Linked DNA regions of Homo sapiens: region 1 is linked to region 2. The links are chromatin contacts, found by Hi-C or POLR2A ChIA-PET in ENCODE. All regions are on one chromosome and are shown on one strand. The core of a region is the stretch at or near the end of the contact, and the rest is flanking DNA. Distances in the headings are between cores, read along the strand shown.

Evidence for each region. A loop is a pair of places that touch in the nucleus more often than their neighbours do. ChIA-PET counts read pairs that join two places held with the same protein, here RNA polymerase II (POLR2A). Pooled maps may share reads with other maps.
Region 1: a map of natural killer cell shows a loop between it and region 2 (4-fold over the local background). The contact joins the enhancer-like site here to the promoter of TOMM5 in region 2. A Hi-C loop is called at or near these places in 1 of 168 maps with a recorded cell type or tissue (natural killer cell) and 1 of 50 pooled maps. POLR2A ChIA-PET finds 5 or more read pairs at or near these places in 9 of 52 experiments (GM10248, H1, HEK293 and 6 more).

The regions. Positions count from the first base shown.
Region 1 is chr9:37,500,831-37,505,373 of GRCh38, forward strand. It overlaps POLR1E (RNA polymerase I subunit E), which reads left to right. Exons shown (of 12, transcript NM_022490.4): 10 at 10-91; 11 at 883-1,014; 12 at 2,213-2,867. The coding sequence ends at 2,372. Among named protein-coding and RNA genes, the nearest start is that of POLR1E, 17 kb to the left of the region's middle. Within about 2 kb of position 3,166, at least 5 of the 41 ENCODE cell types and tissues checked have a DNase peak (open chromatin) inside an H3K27ac peak, as active enhancers do; they include natural killer cell, where a contact is called at or near this core.
Region 2 is chr9:37,590,956-37,595,130 of GRCh38, forward strand. It overlaps TOMM5 (translocase of outer mitochondrial membrane 5), which reads right to left and starts at 1,642. Exons shown (of 2, transcript NM_001001790.3): 1 at 1,457-1,642. The coding sequence starts at 1,577. RefSeq lists an enhancer at 1,239-1,998 and silencers at 2,957-3,251, 3,651-3,720.

The sequences.
Region 1 (4,543 bases), core at 1,916-4,415, 89 kb before region 2:
GTGTTGTAGGTGCTCTGGGACCTGGAGTTCCCCACATCATCAACACCAAACTGCTGAAGCACTTTACTTGCTTGACCTACAACAATGGCAGGTCAGGGGGTGGTTGCTGGGATTTTTCTTGTGCAGGAGAAAGTAGGTGGGGGTTGGGAGTGAGGAGCAGGGGCTTGGACTCAATTCCATGTCCACGGAGATGCAGTGCTGAAAAGACTGCTGCCATTTGGAAGGCTCCTGGGGCCCCAGTAAGTTTAGCAAATGCTAAATATGACATACTCTGCCCTTCTTAGAAAAGTATTACCTTTTGGGAACCTTAGAAGCTCTGGGAAGTCCTACAATAAAGACTTGTTTTACTTCACATACTTTTGAATAGCCCTTCCCGATGTCTCACAGAGCTGGTGTTCTGCGGAAAGGCAGCATTGCAGAAAAGGGCAGCCCAACTCGGTGACTCTGGGGAAAGACCCGCAGGCCCTGCCCCTGGGCTTCCTTCCTGCCATTTGCATGGCGTGTGTTTTCTGCTCTTGAGTGTGCTTGGAAGAATCAGCACAGCTGATTTCGGGATGATTGTTTTCCCAGCAGCCCTGCTGGGCAGGCGGGGACAGACTCACAGGGCCCTCACCAGCTCAAAGCGCTAGCAGTGCCCAGGTAGAGTGTAGGCCCAGCTTTCTCTATCTGCCTCAGAGGGAAACATGGACTGGCACACTGCTCCACTGTGTGTGAGGCCCAGGAACCTTGGAAGGGCAAAGTCACCCACATTCCTTTTCCTTTCCTGAAGTTGGGAAGACATTCCGTGCATATGAGAATAGGATTGGATGTTCTTATTTTGCTTTTGGAGAAATTGTCTGAGAGTTTAATTTTGTTTCTCCTTTATTGCCACTGATTTTCTAGATTACGGAACTTAATTTCGGATTCTATGAAGGCGAAGATTACTGCATATGTGATCATACTTGCCTTGCACATACATGACTTCCAAATTGACCTGACAGTGTTACAGAGGGACTTGAAGCTCAGTGAGAAAAGGTGAGCACAACAGAATAAAGAGCTCCCTGCAGGGTGTCTCGATGTCTTATTTCTGGTACCACTGGAAAGCATGAGGCACCACCAAGGGAACTGAGGATGTTTAAATGTGGGAACAACTTGGAACTAAAGGACTATTTTCAATGAATGAATCATTGACTGAATGAGCAACTAGACATTACTGAGTGCCTTCTCTGTGCTAGATAAATTATGTCATTATCTCACTGATTTCCCTAGAAAACAATTGAAGAATCAGGCTCAGAAAAGTACGTAACATTCTCAAGGTTACACAACCAAGAGGGGAGTAGTTGGCCTTGAGACCTGAGCCTTTCCATAACATTCTGTTCTGAATAACCAGGCAGCCTCCATTCTCTGAATTGCTGTCACAGGGGAGAGGGATTCTGTATGGTTCTGAGGAGTGCAGCTCAGGGTGGAAGTTGTAGGACAACCCAATTTGAGCTTAGTAAGAAGAGCTTCCTCACAATCAGATGGAAGGGTTTGCCAGGGGAACCGCTGGTTCCAAGGCCAGGTGGAACTGCTGTTTGGCAGGGATTTTATGTTTGCACTTCTCTGACCCAACTGGGAGAGCTGGTGGTGGAGGTGACCTTTTAGGCTCCATCTAGCCTTGTAGAGGAGATTCAGACAGTAGGGGCAGAGCTGCCCAGGAACCTGAACTGTGAGGTCAGCTGATCTTTGTCAGTGATTTAGGGGCATCTGACATCCAGTGGCCCAGAGGGTGTCTAGGAGAGCCTGTGAACACACCTCTGTCTGGACTCTCTAGCAGTCCGTGGAGGGACTGTTCTGAGGGCTGTCCACAAACTGTGTTCCCACAGGCAGTGAGGCTGAAAAAAAGAGAACAGGTACTTGGAACCTGTCAGATTCTAGCAAGTGCTCAATCCTGGTTGCTAAAAGTTTGGTTATGGGAGGTAAAGAAAGTTGCTCACGGGGCTGTAGATACCCTGGTTTTTCATCACCCATATGGATCTTTTGAAGGGCATTAAAATGAAATTGGCTGTCTGATGGTTCCCAGCGGGTGAGGGGACCTTGCCTGCCTCTCTGCCAGGGGCTTTGTGCCTGCTGGCAACCTTTGGGATTCTGTCTTTATGGCCTGGAGCATGAATGTGCTGCTACCTTTTGCCAAACCTCCCTGAACAGTCATGTTGAGGGGTCTCTCCAGTTCTTCTGTTTATGTCTTCCTTAGGATGATGGAGATAGCCAAAGCCATGAGGCTGAAGATCTCCAAAAGAAGGGTGTCTGTGGCCGCCGGCAGTGAAGAAGATCACAAGCTGGGCACCCTGTCCCTCCCGCTGCCTCCAGCCCAGACCTCAGACCGCCTGGCAAAGCGGAGGAAGATTACCTAGACGCATGCTTTCCAGACAGGGCGTTTTGGCTGCATCACAGCCACTGGCTGGTCCTATTCATTTCCATTTTTATGTATGTTTTGAAAAGAAAAGGTCCGGGGATGGTGGCTCACACCTGAAATCCCAGCACTTTGGGAGGCCGAGGCAGGAAGATCATTGAGCTCAGGAGTTTGAAACCAGTCTGGACAACATAGGGAGACCCCATCTCTACCGGAGGAAAAAAAAAAGAGTCAGGCCTGGTGGTGTGCGCCTGTAATCCCAGCTACTCGGGAGGCTGAGGCAGGACGATTACTTGAGCTTGGGAAATCAAGGTTGCAGTGAGCTATGATTGTGTGGCCACACTCCATCCTGGGTCACAGAGTGAGACCTTGTCTCAAAAAAGTAACATAAGGAAAAAAGAAGCCTTGCTTTAGCACAGGTATGAAGCCAGAAGCCAGCATCTCAACTGTGCTTGTCTTATGCAGAAATATAAAGCGATGGCCAGGTTGGACTTCATCTCTCTCCTTTGGTATTATTGCTGTGATTATAAATGGCAGATGTTTCTCATGTTGGTTCACCTGTGGGGATTTGGGAGGGTGGGTCCTCCCTCCCAAAGTTGACTCACCAGGCTGAGTCAAATCTAATGGATGAAGGTTTCCAAAGAGAAATGTGAAGTGGCGTGCTTAGGTCTGGAAGGGCCAGTGGAGTACGCAGTGAGGAAGGAGGATCTGGCCCAGCACGCCTGGGAAATGACACTTCAGGCTTTATCAGAAGCTAACTGGGTCACCAGTGTGATGGGGGCTGCCACAGGCCAGTAGGATACAGCCTGTTGTAATGGGGTGGAGCCAAGTCAGAGGAAGTGGTGACCCAATTTCTCTGTCTGGTGGAGGCCACATAGAAGGCAGGGGTCAGCTATGAAAGCCACACTTTGAAGAGGATGAATCAGTCAGTGTTCAGTTCAGAAAATCAATTGCTCTAGGTATCTTAAGAAGAATGGATTTTAATGTATGGATAAGGTGCTGTAGAATTGTGACAAGGGCCAGAGGACTGGGAATCGGAAGGTTGCCGTCAGGACTGCTGAATTCAAGAACACACTGCCGGGGTTGCCATCGGGGACTCAGAAGCCACTTCTGCTCCATAACTGCTCCTGGAATTCATGCAGCTGAAGATTCAACACTGGGCTGCTGATTTCAGCTACCCATGCTTTCTTCTTTTTCTTTTTATTTTTTTGAGACAGAGTCTTGCTCTGTAGCCCAGGCTGGAGTGCAGTGGCACGATCTCGCTCACTGCTACCTCCGCCTCCCATGGCCTGGTTCAAGCAATTCTCCTGCCTCAGCCTCCCGAGTAGCTGGGATTACAGGCATGCGCCACCATGCCCAGCTAATTTTTTTGCATTTTTAGTAGAGACAGGGTTTCACTGTGTTGGCCAGGCTGGTCTTGGACTCCTGACCTCATGATCCACCCGCCTTGGCCTCCCAAGGTGCTGGGATTACAGGTGTGAGCCACCGTGCCCAGCCTACCCGTGCTTTCAAAGGTCCTGTATTTCCACCACTTTGTCACCACAGACAGCCAGAAGGTCAAGCAGCTGGCCTCCACCTTGCTTCCTTCTGGTGCGCATATATAGGAGCCTGATTAGCATGTAGAATCCTAGCAGAATGGGAGTCTTTGAAATAGGTTTCAGCTCACCAGCCTCTAGTTACAGGAGGCATTCTAGAAGGACATGAGTGGATTATAACTGCCAACCAATTGTATGTGCCACTGAGGAGATGGAGAAGCTGTGTCCAGAGCGGTGCTATAAGGACAGGAGTGTGACACAGGAAGGCTTAGGTACGTGGCCTGGGCCCAGTCTCACATCTCAGGGTCCTGCTTCAAGTGGGAGCAGTTGAGATCTGTGACACTCAGCACCTGGGAGGCCGGGTCAGTGAAGGGAGGGAGACAGAACTCAGCTCCTCTGAGAGGAGAAGTTTACACAGCACCTGGGGCCCTCCATTTGGGAGTCACAGTGGAAAGGAGTCTTGGCTGAGCTTTGGGGCAGGTGCACCTTATTTTCTTTGCGGTCTGGGATGCCCTCAGAGCTGTGCTCCTCTGCTTTGTCCCCATCTGCCTCTGGCCCTGGGTAGGAGGCACTTGGAGCATACTTTGTCTTCCTTCAGCAGAGGTGTGGGCAGGGAATCTACTTGTCTCTTGTTTTC
Region 2 (4,175 bases), core at 392-2,891:
TCCCTGCCGCTCCATCCAGACTGGCTGGCCAATAATATACAGCAAGGAACAATGGAAAGGATACTGAATTGAGAACGAGAAGGCAGGGCATTCGAGAACTGATCATAAAGCTGCTTCCAGTTCTTATATTCAGTGTTCCTATAACTCTGATACCTTCCTTCCTTGCTAAGTCCCCTCTGAAAATCAAGTTCTCATTTGTAAAATGATATAAAGAATCTTAGGCCCTGCCTCCCTCAAAGGTCCACTGTCAAGACTATATAATGGGAGTAACTTCCTGTCAATTTTAAGATATAGAAAAAAAAACCTCAAATATTTGCATTAATCCTATAGACTCATATTCTTTTTTCCCATTTTTTTCCAAAAAACTAATGACTCACTTCACCCTCTATACAAAGAAACAGAAATGAAGCAAAACTTTTTGGATTTCAAAGGTCAGCACTTTTGAAAGGGAAGGAACCCGGCCGCTGGTTCACGCCTGTAATCCCAGCACTTTGGGAGGCTGAGGCAGGTGGATCACCTGAGGTCAGGAGTTCGAGACCGGCCTGGCCAACATGGTTAAACACCCATCTCTACTAAAAATACAAAAATTAGCCGGGCGTGGTGGCGCGCGCCTGTAATCTCAGCTACTTGGGAGGCTGAGGTGGGAGAATGGCTTGAACTCGGGAGGCAGAGGTTGCAGTGAGCCAAGACTGCGCCACTGCACTCCAGCCTGGGCAACAGGGCGTGACTGTGTATCGAGGAAAAAAAAAAAAAAGAAAAGAAAAGAAAGGGAAGGAACCTGGTACTGAGTTAAGAGTTCTGGATTTTAGGTCAAGATCATTCACTGAATCGCTGAGTGACCTTTGGCCAGCCTTCCCAAGAAGGCTGTTTCTTCCTTCTAGAACTATGGTTCTGTTTCTCTGTTTCTCTGTCTGCAAAAACGAGGGAGTTCCTCTAGGGATAATTACTTGAGCTCTTTCAGCTCAAACATTCTTTTTTTTGAGATGGAGTCTTGCTCTGTCACTCAAGCTGGAGTGCAGTGTCGCGATCTCGGCTCACTGCAACCTCCGCCTCCTGGATTCAAGCAATCCTCCCACCTTAGCCTCCCGAGGAGCTGGGATTACAGGCGCCCGCCACCACGAACTCCTGACCCCAAATGATCCGCCCGCCTCGGCTTCACAAAGTGCTGGGTGGGATTACAGGTGTGAGCCAACGCGCCCGGCAGCTCAAACATTCTTCAAGCTGGGAGAACCAGGATGATTAAACACGCGCGCCGGCCACCACGTGCACTTCAGTGCCCGGACCCTGACCCGCAGACCTCAAACCGCGCATATGCCCGTCGCCTTCAACGCGCACCCTCCTTGCTCCCCGCTACCGTTCAGCTCAGTTCGAAGGCCCCGATGACCCCTTAGAGTTAAGGGGTGCCCGTCGGTGAGCTCCCCGCTGGTCTCACAGTCACAGCCCGGGAGACACTCACTGACTCGCAGGAGGGCCACGTAGATGAGAAAGTTCCGTATGGAGGAGATCACATCCTCGCGCATCTTCCGTTTCATCTCCTCCGGGTCCAGCTTCGGCGCGAGGCCCTCAATCCGGAACATCGCGGCTCTGACTTAGCAGCTTCCAGCCGCCGCGCTCTGCTCTCCACGGTGGCCGCCTCGCGCCCGGAACTCGGCCTATCCTCACTTCCTGTTCCCGCCCTCTCGTTGCCACACTCGACGATGGATGCCTGCACGGGACAATCCACGTCCTGACCCAGCTGATCTGAAGTGCGGTGTGAAGCGGGCGGCCGCAAGCTCAGCAACGCAGGCTCTGGTTTCTCCACGCTGTCTTTAATAACATCTGTCATACAAAAATCAGCCCGGCTCGGTGGCGCGTGCTTACAATCCCAGCTACTCGGGAGGCTGAGGCAGGAAAATCGCTTGAACCCAGGAGGGGGATGTTGCAGTTAGCCGAGATCGCGCCACTGCGCTCCAGCCTGGGCGACAGAGCGAGCGAGACTCCGTCTCAAAATAATAATAATAATAATAATAATAACAACAACAATAACATCTATCTTGAGCCTGGAGCGCTGCGCTGTAAAGTGCTTTTACGCGCTGGAGGGGGCTGTGCACATAGGTACCACTGTAAACAGTGATAACTAACATTTATTGAATATTCAATATAATTGTCCCCCGTGAATTCGATATTATAATCTTCGTTTCCTAGATTAGACAATTGAAGCACAGAGATCTTTAAAACATCTTGCCCAAATGTGCTTTAATTTTTATTTATTTTTTTATTGCTAATTGTGGTGGTTGAGACTGTTCTGGAACTCCTGGGTTCCAGGATCCAAGCGATCCTCCCGCCTCGGCCTCCCAAAGTGCTGGGATTACAGGCGTGAGCTATCGCGCCTGGCCCCCAAATGTGCTTAAAAATACCTCAGAGGGGGAAAAAAGTATTGAGAGAGATAAGTGATGTCAGCAAAATATTAAAAACTGCTGGTGACTAGTACTTCATTTTAGTTAATTATTCTAGTCTTTCTTGAGTATGTTTGAAACTTTACATAAGTTAAAACAAAGAGACAAAGATGAAACTTTTTTTTTTTTTTTTTTTTTTTTGGAGACAGAGTCTCGCTCTGCCGCCCAGGCTGGAGTGCAGTGGCGCAATTTCAGCTCACTGCAACCGCTGCTTCCCAGGTTCAAGTGATTCTCCTGCCTCAGCCTCCTGAGTAGCTGGGATTACGGTTGCGCAGCACCACGCCTGGCTAAATTTTGTATTTTTTGTAGAGACGCGGTTTCACCATGTTGGCCAGGCTGGTCTTGGAAACTCCTGATCTCAGGTGATCTGCCCACCTCGGCCCCCAAAAGTGCCGTGATTACAGGCATGAGCCACCGCACCTGGCCTTTTTACAGATTATTGAAGCACAGAGGTCTTTAAAATACTGTTAGCCAAGTAACACAATATGTATAAAGCAAGTTCAAATCTGATCAGCATTTTACAGATGAATAGAAAGAGGCTCAGAAACCAAGTCCAGCTTTGGTGTGAAGCCCTTTATCTGGAACATCGCAGCTGAAGTCTAAAGTGCACTAAAGTCTAGTCATTCTGCTGGTGATGCACGGGCAGGGTTCTAATGCAGATAATTATCATGTCAAGTTGAATTATCTTTCCCCTGCACCCTACTGCTCATCTGTTAGTCTTTAACAGTTAGTGCCCACATGGATGGACATCGCTAGAGTCAAGAGTTTGATGCAACCAGATTTCCTGTCACAGAAGCATCCAAACAGAGTTAGTAGGCTGCTGCCCCAAGTTACGCATGCCAACTAGCCATATCTACTTCTTACACGCAAGCCAGATGACTGAATTGCTCACATAATTCAAAACCAGAATGTTCCTTCTTGACTGCATATTGCATAGCAACAATGGACTTTGGATAAATTAGGACAATAATTTACTATGAGAGCAACTAATAACTATATGCACGGTCAACTTTCTGGTTGACAGAATGTAAGGCACTGGGGCAAGAAAGGGAACTCATCTGCTTATTCCAGCTTTAGCAACCTTTTGCATCTGTAATTCATGCAATGGAATAGCAGAGGCAGCTCTGGAATGGGAGGGGCTGACTCCCAAGGAATAGCCTCCAGCCAACCCTTGGTGAGTGTTTAGAAAGCCTGCAGTGATGTTGAAAGCAGCAAGAACTGCGGAAAGAACATGAACAGGAACACTGGAGACATGGACTCTAGATCTGGCACTGCTGCCAACTAGTGGTGTGATGAGGGACGAGTATCTGATTTCACTGCAACTCCATTTCTTTCTTCTTCTTTATTTATTTATTTATTTATTTATTTTAGACTGAGTTTTGCTCTGTCGCCCAGGCTGGAGTGCAGTGGCGTGATCTTGGCTCACTGCAACCTCTGCCTCCCGGGTTCAAGCGATTCTCCTGCCTCAGCCTCCCGAGTAGCTGGGACTACAGGCGTGTGCCACTACGCTCGGCTAATTTTCTTTTTTCTTTTTTAAGAGATGAAGTTTTGCTCTGTCGCCCAGGTTGGAGTGCAGTGGTGTGATCATAGCGCACTGCAACCTCACACTCCTGGGCTCAAGCAGTCCTTCTCCTGCCTTAGCTTCCTGAGTAGTTGGGACTACTGGCACGTGCCACTACACCTGGTTATTTTTTTCTATTTTGTTAGAAATAGAATATTGCTGTGTTGTCCAGGCTGGTC